Regions from separate parts of the Homo sapiens genome. Here region 1 is linked to region 2. Evidence: read pairs that join two places in POLR2A ChIA-PET (ENCODE). Cell type or tissue: endothelial cell of umbilical vein. All regions are shown on one strand. Links, peaks and the distances in the headings refer to the core of each region. The heading gives the core; the rest is flanking DNA.

Region 1 (5,382 bases), core at 110-5,109, 200 kb before region 2:
ACCCAAGAATCACTCGGGGAGCAGCAGGGGTGAAGACCTGGCTGGAGTGGCTTCAAGACATAATGGGAAAAGAGGAATTGGAGGCAGCTAGTATAGGCAGCTTTGTCAAGGGTAGTAGACGGAGGGGAATCCAGGGCCAAGAAAGGTTTTGTTTCACTGTTTTGCTTGTTTTTAAAAATGGCAGAAACTGCTGGGTGTGGTGGTTCACATCTGTAATCCTAGCACTTTGGGAGGCCGAGGTGGGTGGATCACTTGAGGTCAGGAGTTCGAGACCAGCCTGTCCAATATAGTGAAAACTCATCTCTACTAAAAATACAAAAATTAGCTGGGCATGGTGGCATGTGCCTGTAGTCCCAGCTACTTGGGAGGCTGAGGCAGGAGGACCACTTGAACCTGGGAGGTGAAGGTTGCAGTGAGCTGAGATCATGCCACTGCACTCCAGCCTGGGTGACAAAGTGAGACACCATCTCAAAAAAACAAAAAAAAAGGCAGAAACAAATAATTTTCTATAAGCTGATAGGAACGATCTTGTAGGGAGAGAATTAATGGATATCTTTTGGTCTTCTGGACATTAAGCCTAGGCCTTGCTGAAGTGAACTCTACTCTAGCCAAGTTTCCTGTGAGGCATAAATACACCCACTTCCACCTCCCAATCTTCATTCATGATGTTCCCTCTGGCAGAAATGCTCTTCCTCCCCTCTGTTAGCAGATCCAAGTTTTGCCCATGCATTAAGTTTCTGTTCAAATCTTAGGTCTGCCACAAGGCCTTCCTTAACTTTTATAACCTAGACCAAGTGCTTATTTAATTTTTTAATAGCACTGAGCATTTATAAATTACTTATTAAGTATCTCTGTGTGGAAAGGAGTGAGCTAGATTTGGGAACAGAGTAAGTTAAATAAAAAGCACCATTCCATACTCGAGAAGCTAACAAACTTCTTATTTGTCCTAAGCAATAATTTTTTGTATGTGTTCCCTAATTACCTTGTCAACTTTGAAGGCAGGCAGGAATCAATGTTTTAATCTTTTTTAGTGCCTAGCACAATAAGTACTTCATAATCAGAGCTAGATAGATATTTATCAAATTAAATTAAAAATAAATATGACGGAATTACTTAGGCATACTTCCCAATTGTATAAAAGAATCACAAAAACTTCCCTTAATAGTTTATTCCTTCAAACATTTTGTAACAATTATTTTAAAACTTTCTAAAAGAGGTTGGATATGTCCCTGCTATGTTAAATAAAGAGCCTTAAGGACAGTGGCTTTTTAAAAAAATAATAATAATATTGACCTGCTTGTGGATGACTGAACTGAGTATCTTTATTGAAAATTTTGATAAAGCTGAACTAAGGGCATGTTGCATGTTTGTTGGAATGACTCTTCTTAAGACTCAGTTTTATATACAGGAAAAAATCTGATTAGCAGTTCTATGGAGCTACTGGAAACTCGAGCTTCAAAAACACCACAGAAATGAAAAGACAAGGGGCATTGTTTTTACTGAGATTTCCATAATTCTCACTCCTCTTCTGATGACATAAAGTAAGCCCAGGGGACTATTAATGAGGTTGAAAATGAATATGCCTGAGCTGTAATCACACCAAGAAATGGATAAAAGGTATTGTTCCATTGCCTAGGTCAGCCTGGTATAAAAAAATGGAAAGACCCAGTGGGTATATTATTGGCAATTTTGTGGCAGACTTTCTTCTAGGCATATTGGAGAACACAAAACTTTACAGAGTAAGAACAGCAATAATGAAAGGCACACTCGAGAGAGTAAGGAGGCTGGACTCAGTGGCTTATGCCTGTAATCCCAGCCCTGTGGGAGGCCAAGGCAAGCAGATCGCTTGAGCCCAGGAGTTGGAGACCAGCCTGGGCAACATGGGGAAACCCTGCCTCTGCACAAAAAATACAAAAATTAGCTGGGTGTGATGGCACATATCTGTGGACCCAGCTACTTCAGAGGCTGAGGTGGGAGGATGCCCTGGGAGGTCAAGGCTGCAGTGAGCCATGATTGTGCCGCTGTACTCCAGCCTGGGTGACACAGGGAGACCCTGTCTCAAAAAGATAAAAATAAAATAAAAGAGAGAGAGAGAGAGTAAGGAAAGTAAAAATAAAAATAAGGCAGGCAGGTGGGTGAATAAGAGAAGGATAAGGAAGAGAAGAAAAAGGAGAGGAGCAATAGGAGAAAAGAGAGAAGAAAGAGAACCGAGAGGAAGAGCTAATTACAGACAAGAATGCAGCAGGAGTGAAGAAAAGGAAATAAAGAGGCTGGAAAGGAAAAGGAAATTAACTGACTCGGGATATTTTCAGTTTTTTTTGAAGATCATGCCCCGGTTTTCACTGTGAATGAAAGACTCAGGAAACAAGCCTTTCCTGTTGAGACCTGTGTGTAATTCCTGCTCTGCACCTTGCTAGCAATTGTTGCATATCAAGATAAAAGCATCTGCAAAGAGAAGGGGCTTGCACTTGAAGGTGGAGCAGGGGGGCCTTACTGGTTTTAATCCCTGGAGAGGATACATGTCTCTCAAACTTGCAACAGGAAGTGAGGGAGAGCCTGGGTCTTGCTCACAAGGAGTCAAGCCACTCAGGAGACACTGTCTTTTCAAAAATGGTCTAAACTGAATATGATTTAACATAAAATTGTACATTCTGGCATCTGAAGCTTAAGATATCCTAATTTCACAATTGATGGCTGCTTAGAAGTGATGAAACACGTAAGTGGCTATCTGTGTTTGAGCAGAGACAAAAGTAAAACTGTGTGCTCAGAGCTTCAACACATGTAAAGCAAGAGCAAGCTGTCCTGGTAGGGAAGAAAGGACACTGCTGCATCTAGGAAGGTGCTGTCCGGTCAGGAGTAAAGAATAAACAACTAGAGACAGTTTCAGGTAGACGCCAAAAAAAAAAAAAAAAAAAGGCCTGAGACAGGCCCATGACCCAGAGTTTGGTGCCTAATTACCATGGTGGCGCATGCCTGTTTTCCCAGCTACTTGGGAGGCTGAGACAGGCGAATTGCTTGAAGCTGGGAGGTGGGGTTTACAGGCGTGAAGCACCAAACCCAGCTTCTTGAAGTGAAATTTATATACAGTAAGATTTACTCTTTTTAGTCTACAGATCTATTAATTTTGACTCATGTAATACAGTTGTGTAACCACCTCCACAATTATCATAGGGAATATTTCACCACCTAAAAAAGTTGACTCATGTCCCCTTGTGGTGAGTTCCCTCCTCCCCACCCACAGTCTCTGCAATTTTTGCTCCATAGTTCTCCCTTTTCCAGAATGCAACATGAAGGGTATTATACAGTTCAGTCTCCTTCAGGGCTGCTTTCACTTCACAAGACGCTTTTGAGATTTCTCTATGTTCTTGGGTGTATCAGTAATTCGTTCTTTTTATTTCCAAGTGGTATTCCATTGTATTGTTTATCTCAGTTTATCCATTTACAGTTGATGAACTTGGCTTGTTTGCAGTTTGGGGTGACTATGAATAAAGCCGTTATAAACATCTCACACAGGTCTGTGTGAGAACATATGTCATATGTTTTCATTTCTCTTGGGTAAAAACCTAGGAGTGGGACTGTCGGGTTGTATGGTATTATGGGTTGGATTCTGTCCCTTGCCCCCACGCCCCCCAAAAAGATGTTGAGGCCTAATCTCCAGTCTTCGAATGTGACCTTATTTGGAAATAAGTCATTACGGGCCGGGCTTGGTGGCTCATGCCTGTAATCCCAGCACTTTGGGAGGCCAAGGCAGGTGGATCACTTGAGGTCAGCAGTTCAAGACCAGCCTGGCCAACATAGCGAAATCCCGTGTCTACTAAAAATACAAACATTAGCCAGGCATGGTGGTGTGAACCTGTTATCCCAGCTACACAGGAAGTTGAGGCAGGAGAGTCGCTTGAACCCGGGAGACAGAGGTTGCAGTGAGCCGAGATGATGCCATTGGGTACCAGCCTGGGCGACAGAGTGAGACTGCTTAAAAAAAAAATAGTCACTGCAGATGATGTAATTAAGATGAGGTCATATTGGAGTACGGTGGCCCTTAATCTGACTGGTAAGTATCCTCATAAGAGGAGACGAGACACAGAAACAGACACGCAGGAAGAAGATGGTCTTGTGACAACAGGGGCAGAGATTGGAGTGATGTATCAATAAGCTAAAGGGTGCCAAGGATTGCCAGCAAGTACCAGAGGTTAGAAGACATGAGGAAGGAAACTCTCCTATAACCTTCAGAGGGAGCTTCAGAGGGATTTAGAGGGAGCACCGCCTGTAGATCCCTTCATCCAACACTTGTAGCCACCAGAAGTGCGAGAAATAAATTGCTGTTGTTTTAAGCCACTCACTTTGCGATACTTTGTTACAGCAACCCTAGGAAAATAAGGCAGTACGGTCAGTCGGTGTACATTTCACTTAATGGGCACTTTTTCCCAAAGTGCCCATATTGACGTTCCCACCAGCAATGCATGAGAGTCCTGGTTGTTCTATGATCCATCAGCAGTCGACACTAGCAGTGTTTTTCATTTTAGCCATTCTAATAGGTGAAGAGTGGTTTTAATTTTTATTTTTCTAATGGCTTATTATGTTGAGCACCTTTTCATGTGCTATTTGTCATCCATATATCTTCCTTAGCGAAGCTTCTGTTCCAGTCTTTTATCCAGTTTTTATTGGTTGTGTGTATTTTCTTAATAAGTTGTAAGAGTTCTTTTACAGGCATGTGTTTTCTAAATATTTCCTCCCCATCTATGACTTCTCTTTTTATTTCCTTAACAATGTATTTTGAAGAAGAAAAAACTTTAAATTTGAAGGCTTATTTATCCATGCCTTCTTTTACGATTTGTGTTTGTGTCCTAGCTAAAAAAAAAAAAAAAAAAAAAAACCTTTGCCCAAGCTAAGCACACAATTACATTCTCTTATGTTTTCTTTTAGAAGTTTTATAGTTTTTGCTCTTACATTTAGGTCTATGACGTATTTCAAATTAATATTTTCATATGGTGCTAGGCAATGGTGTAAAGGTTGAATTTCTTTTTTTTTCATTAGTATACAGATGTTCCATTGTTTGCTTTTTGAAAGGACTATGTCTTATACATTGATGAACTTGGTAGCTTTGTTGCAAATCAGTTGACCGTGTAAGTGTCTATCTACGTCTGGACTTTCTTTCTTTCTTTTTTTTTTTTTTTTTTTTTGAGATGGAGTCTCGCTCTGTCGCCAGGCTGGAGTGCAGTGGCACAATCTCGGCTCACTGAAACCTCCGCTCCCAGGTTCAAGCCATTCTCCTGCCTCAGCCTCCTGGGTAGCTGGGACTACAGGCGCGTGCCACCATGCCCAGCTAATTTTTGTATTTTTAGTAGAGACGGGGTTTCACCATGTTGGCCAGGATGGTCTCGA
Region 2 (5,382 bases), core at 95-5,094:
GTCAAAAGACCCTCCACCAGTAACACTGTTTAGATGAAAGGTTTCTGTTCTTTGGTTTGGTTTTGTCTGAAATAGAGTCTCGCTCTGTCGCCTAGGCTGGAGTGCAGTGGCGTGATCACAACTCACTGCAGTTTTGATTTCCTGGGCTCAAGTGATCCTCCTGCTTCAGCCTCCCTAGTAGCTAGGACCACAGGTGTGCACCACAACTCACTCCCAGGTAATTTTTTATTTTTTGTAGAGATGGGGTCTCACTCTGTCACCCAGGCTGATCTTAAACTCCTGGGCTCAAGCAATCCTCCCACCTCAGCCTCCCAAAGTGCTGGGATTATAGGCGTGAGCCACCATGCCTGGGCTGGATGAAAGTATTTTAGCCTAGAGTTTTGACACTTTTGTCAGAATGTCCGACTCCTAAATCTTGTATGCTTATGGATTTGGGGGGGAAATACAGATAAAAAATGCATATACGCACAAACACATGCACAGTGAGAGGAGTAGTGATTAAAAATTAAAAAGGAAAAATAGTAGCTACTTCTCATCAAATCAAAAAAGAAGGAAATGCGTAACTGCCTACATCTATGGAAGATGCAAATAGCAAGGAGGAACAAGACTTATTGAGGGTATCATAACCAGGAATCATCACTAAGATGCAGAGTTAGGAAAAATTTATGCTGTGTGGCAAAGATGGTTTGTGGCCACAGACTATTTCCTCCTTCTTCCTCAGTAACCAAAAAAAAAAAAAAAAAAAAAAAAAAATATATATATATATATATATATATATACACACACACACACACATATATATTCATACATATTCATATATATATTCATCATATATATATGATTTTATTTGGGTAACAATGAACCCAACCAAAAGATATTATTTCCTGAACTCCTTTGCAGCCAAGTTGGACATGTGATTAAGTCCTGGTCAGTGATTTAACCTAGCAAACCCATCGCTGGGTAGATACCCAAGGGAATATAAATCATTCTATTATAAAGACACATTCGGCCAGGCACAGTGGTTCACGCCTATAATCCTAGCTCTTTGGGAGGCTGAGGCAGGTGAATCACTTGAGGTCAGGAGTTCAAGACCCAGTCTGGCCGACATGGTGAAACCCCATCTCTACTAAAAATACAAAAGTTAGCCAGGCTCGGTGGTGTGTGCCTGTAATCCCAGCTACTCGGGAGGCTAAGGCACAAGAATCACTTGAACCCGGGAGGCAGAGACTGCAGTGAGCTGAGAGCATGCCACTTCACTCCAGCCTGGGCAACAGAGTGAGACTGTCTCAAAAAAAAAAAAAGTACATGCATGTATATGTTCATTATGGCACTTTTCACAATAGCAAAGACATGGAATCAAGCTAAATGCCCAGCAACGGTAGACTGGATAAAGAAAATATGGTACATATACATCATGGAATACTACACAGCCATAAAAAGAACAAGATCATGTCTTTTGCAGGAACATGAATGGAGCTAGCTGGAGGCCATTATCCTTAGCAAACTAATACAAGAACAGAAAACCAAATACTGCATGTTCTTACTGAGAAGTGAGAGCTAAATAATGAGAACACATGGACACAAAGAAGGGAACAACAAACACGGGGGCCTGTTGGAGGATGGAGGCTGGGAGGAGGGAGAGGATCAGGAAAAAATAACTAGGTACTAGGCTTAATACCTGAGTGACAACAAACCCTTATGGCACAAGTTTACCTATATAATAAACCTGCACATGTACTCCCAAACCTAAAAGTTAAAAATAAATTTTTTTTTAAAAAAACCTTTTTAATAAAAAAGCTCTGGTCAATGGTGTATAAGCAGAGTGTTAAGTGAGATATGAGGGTGGGAGTGGAGGTAGGTAGAGGGAGGGAGGCTCCCTTAAAGAAAGGCTCAGGGCCGGGTGCGGTGGCTCATGCCTGTAATCCTAGCACTTTGGGAGGCCAAGGTAGGTGGATCAACTGAGGTCAGGAGTTCAAGATCAGCCTGGCCAACATGGTGAAGCCCCATCTCTACTAAAAATAAAAAAAATTAGCCCTGCATGGTGGCAGATACCTGTAATCCCAGCTACTTGGGAGGCTGAGGCACAAGAACCGCTTGAACCGGGAAGGCAGAGGTTGTAGTGAGCCAAGATCACGCCACTGCACTCCAGCCTGGGCAACAGAGCGAGACTCTGTCTCAAAAAAAAAAAAAAAAAGAACAAGAACAAGAACAAGTAGTAGCCGGGCACAGTGGCTCCTGCCTGTAATCCCAGCACTTTGGGAGGCCAAGGCGGGCAGATCACAAGGTGAGGGGATTGAGACCATCCTGGCCAACATGGTGAAACCCCGTCTCTACTAAAAATACAAAAATTAACCGGGTGTGGTGACGCGCGCTTCTAATCCCAGCTACTCAGGAGGCTGAGGCAGGAGGATCGCTTGAACCTGGGAGGTGGAGGTTGCAGTGAGCCGAGATCGTGCCATTGCACTCCAGCCTGAGCCACAGAGCCAGACTCCATCTCGAACAAAAAAAAAAAAAAAAGAAGTGGGCTCGGGTTAGAGGCAAGTTCTTTCATGCCTTCTCCCTTCTGAAATAGTAAATTGCAGCATCCAACTAGGCCAACGGGCTAGAAGTGAAACCCACCACTAGGATGGGAAGCAAAAAGTTCAAGCTGAGTCCCTAATAACTGTGGAGCTGCCATATTTACCCTGGACTGGCTACTTCTGGACTTCTTTTACATGGGAGAATAAATTCTTGTACTTTTCTGTTTCATTTTGTTGTTGCTGTTGTTATTGTTACATTCAACTCTATCAAAAACATAACTGATCAAGACTGGTGTGAAAGTCATGAGAATCAGAATGGGGTCACAAATGGTAAGAAAACCCTGAAAACAGAGCTGGGGGAGGCCATGAAAAGAGGGTTCTCAGGCTTGTATGCCTGATAACATAAACAATCACAAAAGACTGCAAAAATCATAATCCTCCACAAAAGCCATCACAACTTCACACAAGAAAATTCTTCTGCAAGGGCATTGACCCGGAGACTATCTGTCCAAACTCAGACTAGCATCACTCTTGTGATTGATCTTTGTGGTCAAGGATAATTATTTCAAAACAATTATGCAATCCTCCTCTTTTTTTTTTTGTCTGAGACAGAGTCTTGCTCCGTCACACAGGCTGGAGTGGAGTAGAGTGGCATGATCTCAGCTCACTGCAACCGCCATCTCACGGGTTCAAGCGATTCTCCTGCCTCAGTCTCCCCCAATAGCTGAGATTACAGGCACGCACCACCATGCCCAGCTAATTTTTTTGTATTTTTAGTAGAGACGGGGTTTCACCATGGTAGCCAGGCTGGTCTGGAACCCCCTGACCTCAGGTGATCCACCTGCCTTGGCCTCCCAAAGTGCTGGGATTACAGGTGTGAACCACCACACCCAGCCCCTCATTTTTATCTTTAAAAACCTTTGTCTTCCTTTACCTCCCTTGAATACGCATAGTTTACTAAGGCTTGTGTATTCCCATTGCAATGCTCTATTCCCAAAACAAACATCTTTTTTTAGAGAGCCTTTCTCTGTTTACTATTTAGGTTGATACTGGCAAAGGGAAAAAAGTATGTATCAGTTGCAGGATCCTTGACCTAGGCCTTTGCTACTCAAAGCGTGGTCCTGGAAGGGTAGTGTGGACATCACCTGGCAGCTCATTAGCAATGCAGAATCTCAGGCCCCACCCCAGACCCACTGAATCAGAACCCCTACTTTAACAAGACTGCCTCTACGCCCAGTTTTTGTTTTTACTTTTCAGCTATTTATTTTTTATTTCAATAACTTTTGGAGTACAAGTGGTTTTTGGTTACACGGATGAATTGTACAGTGGTGAAGTTTGAGATTTTGGCTCACCTGTCACCAGGTAGCATACATTGTACCCAATATGTAGTTTTTTATCCCTTACCTTCCTCCCACTCTCCCTGCTTCTGAATCGCCAATGGCCATTATACCTCTCTTTATGTCTCTGCTTACCCTATAGCTTAGCTCCCACTTATAAGTGAGAACATAGAGGTTTGTACATACAGATTTAGTCTTCCATTCCTGAGTTACTTCACTTAGAATAATAGCCTCCACTTCCATCCAAGTTGCTGCAAAAGAATGATTTTGTTCTTTTTGATGGCTAAGTAGTATTCCATGCTGTATTATGTTTGTTATGCCTGATAACATAAACACATTTTCTTTTTTTTTTTTTTTTTTTGAGACAGAGTCTTGCGCTGTTGCCCAGGCTGAGGTGCAGTGGCGCAATCTCAGCTCACTGCAAGCTCCGCCTCCCGGGTTAACGCCATTCTCTTGCCTCAGCCTCCCGAGTAGCTGGGACTACAGGCGCCCACCACCACGCCCAGCTAATTTTTTGTATCTTTAGTAGAGACAGGGTTTCACCATATTAGCCAGGATGGTCTCGATCTCCTGACCTCGTGATCCGCCCGCCTCGGCCTCCCAAAGTGCTGGGATTACAGGCGTGAGCCACTGCGCCCGGCCAAACACATTTTCTTTATCCACTTACCAGTTGATGGGCACTTAGGTTGGTTCCATATCTTTGCAATTGTGAATTGTGCTGTGATAAACACCATATGTGCAGTTTGAGAAGCACTGATGTAAATTCTCTTTAAAACAAACAAACAAACAAAAAAACAGACTAGATCGGACACAGTGGCTCATGCCTGTAATCCCAGCACTTTGGGAGGATGAGGCAGGTGGATCGCTTGAGGTCAGGAGTTTGAGACCACCCTGGCCAACATAGTGAAACCCGATCTCTACTAAAAATACAAAAATTAGCCAGGTGTGGTGGTGCACGCCTGTAATCCCAGCTACTGGGGAGGCTAAGGCAGGAGAGTCAGTTGTACCTGGGAGTCAAAGGTTGCAGTGAACTGAGATAGCGCCATTGCATACCAGCCTGGGTGACAGAGTGAGACTCTGTCCAAAAAGAAAGAAAAAAAAAAAAAACAGACTAAACACCATGGATACAAATGACTGGCTGAGCACTGTTTCTATTACCTCAATTTGTATCCTGAAGAAAAGACATAGAAATGCGACCCGATTTTGAGGTCAGACACCAAACATAATATTTTCAAACAACACATTTCTTGATAGGTTCAAAATGCAAAAATAAAAACAGATATAAAGGTTATAAGAAGTTTAGAAAAGAAAACTCTGGAGAGGCCGGGCATCGTGGCTCACACCTGTAATCCCAGCACTTTGGGAGGCTGAGGTGGGTGGATCGCTTGAGGCCAGGAGTTCAAGACCAGCCTGGCCAACATGGCAAAACCCCGTCTCTACTAAAAATACAAAAAAATTAGCTGGGCATAGTGGTGGGCGCCTGTAATCCCAGCTACTCGGAAGGGTGAGGCAGAAGAATCACTTGA

Evidence for each region. ChIA-PET counts read pairs that join two places held together with the same protein. Peaks named below come from ENCODE experiments on the same cell type or tissue, not always from the same donor. Only the 100,000 strongest peaks of a DNase experiment are listed, where the experiment ranks them.
Region 1: POLR2A ChIA-PET joins it to region 2 with 8 read pairs; 13 of 35 experiments call an interaction of 5 or more read pairs at or near these places.

The regions. Positions count from the first base shown.
Region 1 is chr10:14,614,859-14,620,240 of GRCh38, forward strand. The region is part of intron 2 of FAM107B (family with sequence similarity 107 member B); the gene reads right to left. Among named protein-coding and RNA genes, the nearest start is that of FAM107B, 160 kb to the right of the region's middle. In endothelial cell of umbilical vein, for the core only: a CTCF peak has its summit at 3,219; a DNase peak (open chromatin) is centred at 2,503; H3K27ac peaks cover 1,042 bases.
Region 2 is chr10:14,812,783-14,818,164 of GRCh38, forward strand. No RefSeq gene overlaps it. Among named protein-coding and RNA genes, the nearest start is that of CDNF, 23 kb to the right of the region's middle. In endothelial cell of umbilical vein, for the core only: no CTCF peak of the experiment used is centred there; no DNase peak of the experiment used is centred there.